2 separate regions of the Homo sapiens genome follow, and region 2 is linked to region 1. Evidence: read pairs that join two places in POLR2A ChIA-PET (ENCODE). Cell type or tissue: HepG2. All regions are shown on one strand. Each heading gives the region's core, and the rest is flanking DNA. Links, peaks and the distances in the headings are about the cores only. Region 1 overlaps LRMDA (leucine rich melanocyte differentiation associated). Region 2 overlaps LRMDA (leucine rich melanocyte differentiation associated).

Region 1 (5,387 bases), core at 119-5,118:
TAATTAAAATATTGTAATGCAAGAAGGAGAGATGAGGCAAACGTTTAGAGAAGGAAAAGGAAATGGGTTCATGTTTAAACTGACTCTGAGCAAGCATGGCGATGGTAGTTTGAAAGAATTCTGAGCATGTAGGAAGGTAAACTCAAAATGTTCTTCCTGCCTGAGAAGTGATTAAAATACCTGTGAGCACCAACACTATTGTCGTTAATGAAAACTGTGGCCAGCTTTCCCCACCCCCAAGTGCTCCCCACAACCCAAAGAAAAAATTGGAACATTTTTGGGTCCAAGTTTCACAGATGTTAAGCATTTTGTGATATTACTTAGGGGGTTTCCTGAGCTGCATTAAAGTTGAACCACTAGGGTGTTGAAACAGTTGGGCCCCATAATAAAATATACATGAAAAGGAATTGTGAAACATTGGCTGTTGTGTGTTGGTGACAATTAGGTTACTGTTTTAAAAAATACATACCCTGGACACATCTATGGGAGCTTTTTAGAGAATTTTGAGTAGCACTAGAGTAAAGGCGGTTGGTAATTTCTCTGGTTGCCTCTGGCAGGTGGACATAATTTAACAATACCCGTCAGATATGACAAATTGTTTTTGAGTTACATTAGGGCCTTAATAAGATCACATCTGTTCATATATCCTCCTTAACCACAGAGCCTGATTTAGAGAGGTTTCATACTGGTATGATATTGTTGTTTAAATATTTAGAGGGGTCTAGACATGTATCATAAAAGAATAGACTCTTGTGTATAAAAACACAGTCCTTTTATTCTCAGTGTTTTTGCTTTCATGGACCTTGCATCATTCTGTCTACTTGAGTGAACCACATGTTGCTTCTAGGAGCCAGAAAATATATTTCATTCCTCATCAGAGTTAGTGTTTTAGAGCTGGAAGAGGCCTTGGAGACCAACTTATCCAGCTCCCCTCCTCTTTAGGGTAGAAACCTGAGATGGAGACAGAAGGAGGGGACTTATTTAGGGTTTCTCACCCCATTAGTGGCAGAAACAGAATCAGGACTTAGATCTGCCAATTTGTAGTTCGGTCGTCTTTCTGTTATGCTAGATGTTCACCTGGGACCTGAAAATGTGGCCATTGAGGCACTTTGATGTGTCACTGTCCCTTAGAGGCTGCAGTCCTTTCCAGGGGACATTCCTGGCCACTGAGAGGGCCAGGCTCTTTGCTATGTATTCAGATTCAGAGCCCAGATCCTCTAGTTTAGGAATACCTAAACTATCTCCCTGCCTGAAGACCTTCCTGTGCCAGCGTACTTTCTGTCACTTCCCTGCTGACATGCACAGGCACAGGCAAGTCTCTCTCCCATCTCTGACCACACTGTGCACGTCCCCAACTCTGCTCACACTGTTCCCTTCTCCTGGAATGTGTCCTCTTTGCTATGTCAGTTACTGTCATGTCCAGCATAAGCTCCATCTTATCATGACGTCTCCCAAGCCCACAGAGGTGTGTTAGGTCGAATCATGTGAAAATGCTGTTTTATAGGTGAAAAAGGTCAAATATTGTCAGTTTTGTAAGATGCAATCTAACTGTAGATTTTTTAATACCCCCATGTTACTCATCTTCTTTTATTCATCATCTCTCTCTCTCTTTCTCTCTCTCTCTCCGTGTGTGTGTATAATATAAATTGGGGCAAAATTCACATCATATACATAAAAAATCAGGGTGAAATTCACATAACATGATTCGCATCTTTTAATTTTTTGTTATTAACTATAGTCCTCATGCTGTACTTTAGACCTCTAGACTTAGTCATTCTACATTACAGCAACTTTGTGCCCTGTGTCCTATATCTTCCCATTTCTTTTAAAAATAAACTTTAAAAACACTATATTTTGGAATAATTTTAGATTTACAGAAAAGTTGCAAAGATAGTACAGAGCATTCCTGTAATTCGCCTAACCTAATTTCAGTTTCTCCTAGTGTTATCATTTCCTATCGCTCTGACACCATTTGTCAAATTTAAGAAAACATTGGAACAATATTATTGATTAAAACTCCAGACTTTATTTGGATTCCACTGGTTTTTCCATTTCTGTCCTTTTTCTATTCCAGCAACGAACCCAGGGGCCAGAATGCCACACTGCTTTTAGTTATCATGTCTCCTTCGTTTCTGCCGGTCTGTGACAATTCAGCTTTTCTTTGTTTTTTCGTGATGACCTTGACAGTCAAAACACTGGCCAGGTATTTTGTAGAATGTGCCTCAACGTGGGTTTCATATGATGTGTTATTTCATGATTTGTTTGAGTTACGGATTTTGGGAAAAGTACCACACAGGTATCACATTATCTCAAGGGGTACATGATACCAGCCTGGCTTCTCACTAGAAATGTTAACCTCAACTACTTGGTTAAGGTATTTGTTTGGGAGGTTTCTGCACTGTGAAGTTACTGTGTTCAGCTTCTTTTCCTACTGGCATCTCACCACCAGCTAGATGAACATTTCTTCTCTTGGGAGCAGGAGCAGGCTTGGTACTTTCTGTATCTCCCATCATACCTAATGCCATGCCATGTTTTATATAGTGTAAATGCTCCACAAACATTAGTTAAGAGGTCATTACGTAAATAATTTAATTTCAGACTGACAGAGGTGTTTGGTTTAAACAACTGAAACAATACAATTCCAACTCACTGAATTCTCCCTGCAAACTAGTTTGGTGGTCTTGGTTCACTGCACTTAAGGGGTAAATCGTAAAACTACTTAAAATTGTTTTCGTTCAAACTACCATGAAGAAAGGATTATCTGCTGTCTTTGCTAAGATCAGAACTTCTAGTTCAGGACTCAGGAAAATCTGAGTGTAAATTAGAGAGACACACGTACACTTTTGTAGCTTCTGCTGCCTTGTAGCGTGGGTGTCCCTATTTGCAGAGGCTCTTACAAATATTTGTCAGAGGGTTTGATGATTCTAGAGCTAAGTCATTGTTTAATGAATTCCTAATGGCCCCAAAGAATTACCACTGTGAATACATTTTATTTCATCATCATAAAAATCATTTTTCAAATACTTATCTGTGCAGATGTCTCAGAGTGCGTGGGTAGAGAGTGCTATTTTTGGGGGGGGAGCTTATATTTTGACATGGCCCTTATGGAAGACAGAAACAATTAGGACACATCCTAAAGGAAAAGAGGGAAGAAAAAAGAATTTTTATTATATTAGAGTTGAAAACTAGAAGCTTTGGAAGTGAGAGGAGGAGGAAGAGGAAGAGGGAGTTGTTCTTTTATAAATTTCCTTAAACAGAGATCTTAGGGGTAGATCTTATTGGGGTAATTCCTTTCTACTGTGATGGAGAAGTTGGTATTCTGTGATGATGATTTAACCGTGGTTCTGAAGATATCTATGGGAATTAGAGTAGCTGATTTATTATTCCATTTAAAGAGGTTTCTTTTTTTATTTAATCTTTTTTAATATGGGGAAAAACAACTCTTCAATAGTATAAATTAGTTCATGCTAGTTTTTCAGTCTGAGAGTCTCATGATAGCTACACTTGCTTCATGCTTTATTATGTAATTTAATTTTTCGTATCTTTTATTAGCTGTAAAGTAGGTTTAGAAAAAATAATTAGATTACGAGGTTAAGCCACAGTTAAGATAAAAATGACAGTTCAATAAAAAAAGTCGAATATAATTCCTGTCTTCTAAAATAAAATACAGCCGCTAAGAGATTTAATTATGGTATTATTCAAATAAATTTTGCCTCTGCATTGGAAACACTCAGGAAAGAATCTCTGAGAAAAACATGTGGTTAACAAGCAAAAAATAATGTGATACATAAAATTATAATTTATGAAATACGATAGGGACCATATTGAGAGGAAGAAGAAATAACACAATTGAGTAACTACCCCTAAAGAGATAACTGGGATTACTTAAGTTACTGTGTTGGTGAGACCACTATCTTTGGTCTAACTTTTTGTGTGATAAATTGTGAGTTTTCACCATTTGGGTGATCTTGGAATGCTGTATCCTTTCCTTAAAATGATCTGTAAATGATCAGATATTTTAGGGTCATAGGGTTCTAAAATTAGATGTAGAGGAAGCTTCAGAATCTAGCCCTTCATTTTACGTGAGAAGAAAGAAAAGTCCCAAGAAGTCAAGTAGCTTTCCCAGGCTGAGTGTGTAGATGGTAGGTTTTCAGAGTCCCAATCGAGTGTCCCCTCTTCTACACTAGATTGCTATTAGGATTGATTTTTAAAAATTAAATCAATTTTTTTAATAAAGTAAAACAAGAATACCATTAAGAAAGTCAAATAGTATTGTTTTGCTTAAGGCTCCTAATAAATAAAAAACTAGTAGTGCCATGACCCACCCTCTGCTAGTCTAAATCCTTTCTGCACAGGCGACCATCTTCAAATTTGTGAGCTATCATTTGCTATTTATCATCATACTTAAATATTTAAGTAACAGGCTTTTATTGTTGTTTAGCTATTTTTTTTTTCCAGACAGAGTTCTGCTCTTGTTGCCCAGGCTGGAGTGCAGTGGCATCATCTCAGCTTACTGCAACCTCTGCCTCCCAGGTTCAAGTGATTTTCCTGCCTCAGCCTCCCGAGCAGCTGGGATTATAGGCACACACCACCACACCTGGCTAATTTTTGTATTTTTACTAGAGATGGGGTTTTACCATGTTGGCCAGGCTGGTCTTGAACTCCTGACCTCAGGTGATCCTCCCACCTTGGCCTCCCAAAGTGCTGGGATTACAGGTGTAAACCCCCATGCCTGGCCTGTTTAGTGATTTAAGAAAAAAATTTAGACATCTATCAAACTCTTTTTTCCTTATATTTCCTCTATGTAACTGAACTCATTATATGTTCTTTTGCCTAATAATTACACTTGGAGTCCAATTATAGAAATTTCTACGTATTAAAAAAACCATTTAGGGCCAGGCCCTGTGCTTCTCATTTCTACAACCTGGGGAGATGGCATGAGATGCTGACCATCATCTAGCTCGAGATGGTACTGTGTTTGCTCCGTTATGATTACAGTTCCTTTAAGTCACTGTTGTTCAGGCTGGGAGGTGCATCCCATTCGTGAATTGTAAAATCAATTTAGTGGGTTGTAACCAACATTATAAAAAATAGGACAGAATAGAAAATATCAGAGTTCAATAATATAATGTTCAATATAAGACTCCTATCTTCTAAAATAAAATACAGCCACTGAGAGATCTAATTATGGCACATAATTAGGACAAATACTAGTTTATGCAACTTTTATATCTGATATATACATTTATATGTATGTGTATCTATACACACATACAGAATTATACATACATACACATTACATGCAGGTAGATACATATACAGTTGACCCTTAAACAACATGGGTTTGAACTGCATGGATCCACTTATATGTGGATTTTTTTTCCAAC
Region 2 (5,387 bases), core at 319-5,318, 280 kb after region 1:
TTCCCTATGAAAACACCACACTGGCTTCCTGCTGCCATGAGCAGCAGTCAGATAACCAGAGAGGCAGACACAGAGGAAATAGCCTTGGTTCAGTGCTGGGAAAAACTCTTTTTCTCTATGCTGCACAACTGGAAACAGTTGATCTCGTCTCTGTCCCTAACATTGTTAGGTGCTAGTACACAGGGCCCAGGACATGCCATGAGAGGATCTGGAAAGCAAAGCTCACCAAATTATTCTTTGAGAGGTTTTGTGAACCATAGAGCTAGAGCTATTCTGGAAGAAAGAAAATGGCTCCGGTAGCAAGCCACTTTTGGAGGTCACCATATCTCCTGGGGCCTTCTTTCCTGCTGGAGACATAAAGCTATCTTGTAGTCTGGGACAGAAAACGTGTTTTCACCTTTTTCAGCCAATTAAGACCTCACAGAATCAACAGTTGGCACGTTTTTACTGGCTTTCCTGGCCTGAGTCCATTCCAGGGGGGCCCTGCCCGTGGGGAGCTGGTCTTTGGGCAAGTATTTGATTAGGGGCCCTTGGGGTCCCTGGGGCTTTGAGATCCAGCCGTGTAAATGTCTCCTTTTCTGGTTGGCTTGCAATGAGTAGACACCATCTGTTGAATTAAAAATTCCCTTTATGGAGGGTGGTGAAAGGCTTGTGTAGAAGAGACACTGTTATCTTTCAAGCAAACAGTTCATGAGGTTGAAGAGCAGCGTTCTTGGCCCAACATATGTTTGCCCAATGGCTGTGGGCGCCTCCCCCACCAGGCTCTGCATTCCGCCCCATGGCGAGGTGCACGCATACCATGGCTGCGGTACACCGTGTCCACTCTCACATCTCCCTAGCAAAGAAAACCCCCATTTATAGAACCCGCCAAACAAACTCACTCTTTAGACTCTTAAAAACAAACAAGATCCCGAGGCCACAGGCTCCATGCGTGCATGTGTGGTTTTGTAAAATCTCAAGCCGTGAATCAAAATAATTTCAGAGACATAGTCAAAGCCCAGGCCAAACCCTGTCACCAGGGTGGGAAAAAGACAGGAAAGATTCGCTTTGAGGAGGGAGGATAGCCCAGAGAAGGAGAATGATGGGAGCAAAACATGGAGGCTGTCCTTCATCTAGTATGTTCCTGGAGAGACACCTGCTCCTTGTCTCTGTCCTTAGGGACTTGCTATAATACCTTCAGGACAAGCATAGGAGGGATGGGCCAAAAACAGAAAGGGCTTACTACAGCCCTCATTGCTTTCCTCTCAACTTCCAGAGCTCATCTTATCCATGCTGCTTACTGATACGCTGTCCTGTATGGTGTCCCCTTATTCCAAGCCCAGCGTCTCTGTCTCCTTCATAGATGGTAAGAGCATTGAGAGCAGATTCCATGACTTGTGCATCATTTGTATCCCCAGATGCATGTGCTCACTGAATTCCTGTCATGTTGGAAATGGATACCACACCACATGCTTTTTGGTAGCAAATCAGCTTTCTGGACTGTAGCTTACTTGAGTGCCAGGATCAAGTTATCTCTTTTCCTTATGTTCCCTCACCACCAAATGTGGAATAAGGTATCAGCAGATGCTCAAAAGATTAGAATTCATTTGCATTGAGACTTAGCTCAAGCCCATCTCCTTCACCAGCCCCAGCCCCTTCTCAGAGTAGCACTAATCATCCCAATCTATTACCCTGCATTATCTGGTAACTGCTTCCCTGTCTATACCTACTACTTAATAGTAGGGGACTATTGCACAGTCATCCTTGTAGCTCCAGAGACTAGCAAAGTACTAAGCACAGAGTTGGCACTCAATACATTTTTATAAATGAATGAATGAACAAGCTATAGAGGTGTACCCCAAGGGGATCATTAGCAGATAAATCTCAAGCCAGTCCCACCTAATGCATACTTAACTTCAAAGGAAAAAAAAAATCTAAGAACTAGCTCTTTGGGAGATTCTTCTAGGAGCATCCATGGAGTACAGAGTGAAAGGAAAAAGAACTCGAAAACCATTTAGGTTCATCATTATATTAATAATTGAGGACGTACAATGAATGGGTTACAAAGCTACACACAGTGTTTGGATAAAGGATGTGGCGATGGTGAATTTCCATTTCTGGACCACAGCTAGAAAGTATGTAGAGGTAGTTTAACATAGTTGGGGAGCACTGCACTTTATGTACACAGGTTCTAAATGTGGCCTGGTGACTCATGTGTGTTTTCAGGTAGGCCACTTTACCTCTCTGGACATTAGTCATCTTCTGTGAAGTAGGGGGAGAGTGGAACAGCCTAAAATTCCTCTAGGATTCAAAGTCTATGAGTCTATAAGAAGACTATAATAGGGCATATTTTACACAAATAGAGCTGTAGCTCTAATATGTAGTTTACTTTCTATAAGAGGTCAGGGTGCAAACATGTGCCTTTTTATTATGGGCACATGTTACACCCTTCCCATAGTTAGGAAAATATTAAAGAAGCCTTGCACAGTCCCAGCTAGAAGAATGAGGCATAGAGTTTAGTGTGCTGGAACTCTGCTACCCTCTTCCTACCAGACTGACTCTTAAGGGACCCTTTGGCAAAGCAGAACTGACTTAACAGCCCTTATAAACTATAGTTATAAAGGAAGGAGCTCCAGTCAGATAACCATAGTATCTGGATAGAATATTAGAAGCCATCGAATCTGATCTCTATGAAGAAATTCCCTCTAAACATTCTCCATGATTTTAGCCTCTGTTCAAATAAGTATAGTGGCTCTGAGGGCAGCTCATCCTTTAGTGAACAGCTTCTCCATTTTGACAAGTTTCAAAAAATTGATTCAAGACATTTCCTCCCAGCTTACATAATTTTCTATTTGTTTTTGATTCTGCATTCTGGAACCCTGTAGGCTGAGGACTTTGAAATGACTAAGACTTCTCTGCTCCTGGTTAAGCAACTTTAGGACTGTCTCAATCACTGTTTCTTACACCCTTCACCTCCTGGTGGTTGTCCTTGGATGGTGTTTCTGAATGCAAATCCACCTTTGAATCTGGCACCTGGAATTCAAACAAAGCTCCAGGCACAGGCACTTAGGGGCCAGGAGAGTAGTAGAGTGGATTGGGATCAGATTTGCTTCTGTGGTGGTCACTGGCGATTCATACTAAGTCCTCTTCCCAGACACTGCTCTTTTTCTAAAGCTTCTACATGTTATGTATGTGGAATTGTCTTGTTTTATTTAAAAGGAATATTAACTGTGGTTTTTCCTGATTATAAAATGTATATTCATGATAGAAAATTTAGTAGCTAGAGAAAACTATTTGAAAATGACTGATAAACTCCTTACCTGGGGGTTAACGGTATGTATCTGGGAGATATAGATAGGTATCACACACATACACACACACACATAAATATATACATTTAAGTGTGTTTGTGTATGTGTGTACAGAATTGTTATAATGTCTCTGTGTACAAGATTGTATATTAACAGCAGTTTATAAACTAGAACAACTAAGAAAGATGACTTTGATGATTCTTAACCATTAACATGGAAGAAAATGCCCAGAAAAGCTTGGTGCAGATTAAAATTTGTGTGGAAAATGGTGAGGACCATATGGATGACTTTTAATTTTCATGCATGAGATCTTTGTGTGTGTACTATATTACATTGTGACTTAATTTGGGGTACTTAAATGTATAGCATGAAAATTGTACTGGCTCATTAGATAGCTGCCTACAATATTATTTTTAATTCCTGTGTAATATTTTATGATACAGATATATTGAGCTTTATTTAATCATTCTTCAATCCTTGGGCATTTAGGCTTGTTTGCAATGTTATTGTAAATGCTATAGTGAACATACTTGTACATAAACTTATACACATCTTTGATATTTACTGAATAAATTATTGGAATTGGAATTAGTGGATGCAAAGGTAATTATTTTTAAGTCTTTTAATATAAATTGCCATCCAGCAATTTCACTGTCTCATTAGTCTTGTGTTTGTTTGAAGTAAAAGCTTGACAAAACTATGTTAAAATCTAAGAAAAGGATATAAATATTTTTATTAGAATATTCTAGATTCCTAATAAAGCTGAAAATTTCTCCCATATTTTTATTATTGACAAATTTCCTTGTGAATTTTCCATCCAAGGTTTTTGGTCATTTTTCTGTTAGGGCTTCAGGTTTTCCTTAATGATTTATAAAAGCTCTTTCCATGTTAAGGGTGTTAAATCTTAGACTGTTAGAAGGGTTGCAAATATATTCCCAATTTTCATATTCCTTTTAATTTTTTCGAGTAAATATTTTTGGATAGTTGAACTTTATTATTTAGTTTACATTAGACACTGTGAAATTTCATCTTATTGAGCTGAAAAATGGTTGATTCTAACAGGATCATTTTGGATCCTACTGTATCTTTCTTAATATCTCTTTAGGGTCCTGTCCCCTATAAATGTGATAAACATCTCCTTAACCAAGCCACTGGCAAAAAACAAAAACAACAAAAAACAAAAAAATAAGATCAAAATCCCTAGAATCTACCCATAGAGCAATTTGAGCCATTAATCAGTATTCTTCAGGTACATTTTTGAAGCAGTTATGACTCTACTTCTACCTAAGATTGTCATTTTCTAGCCTACTTTTTGGCTTCCTGTCACAAAGATATTATGAGAAGCTTATTCAAAGCCTTTTTTTTTTTTTTTTTTGAGCCGAGTCTCACTCTGTCGCCAGGCTGAAGTACAGTGGCATGATCTCAGCTCACTGCAACCTCCACCTCCCAGGTTCAAGCGATTCTCCTGCCTCAGCCTCCCGAGTAGCTGGGACTACAGGCACGTGCCACCACGCCCAGCTAATTTTTGTATTTTTAGTAGAGACGAGGTTTCACCATGTTGGCCAGGATGGTCTTGATCTCTTGACCTCATGATCCACCCTCCTTGGCCTCCCAAAGTGCTGGGATTACAGGCATGAGCCATCATGCCTGGCCAACCATTTTGAACTCTGAATACAATATATATCTTCTTTATTCCTACATGAGTATCTCCATTAACAACTGGTCTCTCAAAACTTTTCCTTAATGCACAGAATCTGCCTGTTTGAGAATCTGTATTACATTTTATTGATATATATCCTACCTCATTCTATGAAAGGTTTGGGCTAGCTTATTAGAATGAATAAAATTAAAAAGCAGTATATAAATAAATGAAATACCAAGGCTATGAAAAAATTATAAGCCTTGACAATGAAGTTAGAAAGCAGGTATGGATATCATGAAGGATTACCTTTTTACAATTGGGTCACAATTTACCTCTGAGCTTCCTGGTAGCAAAAGTAAAAAAGATAACATGATCAGATACATTATTCACGTTGTCCTACAGCAAGAAAATACAGGTTCCTGAGAGCTATCATCTGACCAGAATTTCATATGGGT

Evidence for each region. ChIA-PET counts read pairs that join two places held together with the same protein. Peaks named below come from ENCODE experiments on the same cell type or tissue, not always from the same donor. Only the 100,000 strongest peaks of a DNase experiment are listed, where the experiment ranks them.
Region 2: POLR2A ChIA-PET joins it to region 1 with 8 read pairs; 1 of 35 experiments calls an interaction of 5 or more read pairs at or near these places.

What each region holds. Positions count from the first base shown.
Region 1 is chr10:75,743,656-75,749,042 of GRCh38, forward strand. The region is part of intron 2 of LRMDA (leucine rich melanocyte differentiation associated); the gene reads left to right. It overlaps LOC105378367 (a long non-coding RNA gene), which reads left to right. Exons shown (of 3, transcript NR_132791.1): 3 at 1-193. Among named protein-coding and RNA genes, the nearest start is that of MIR606, 190 kb to the left of the region's middle. In HepG2, for the core only: no CTCF peak of the experiment used is centred there; a DNase peak (open chromatin) is centred at 2,876.
Region 2 is chr10:76,024,172-76,029,558 of GRCh38, forward strand. The region is part of intron 2 of LRMDA (leucine rich melanocyte differentiation associated); the gene reads left to right. Among named protein-coding and RNA genes, the nearest start is that of MIR606, 470 kb to the left of the region's middle. In HepG2, for the core only: a CTCF peak has its summit at 2,919; DNase peaks (open chromatin) are centred at 780, 2,210 and 2,972.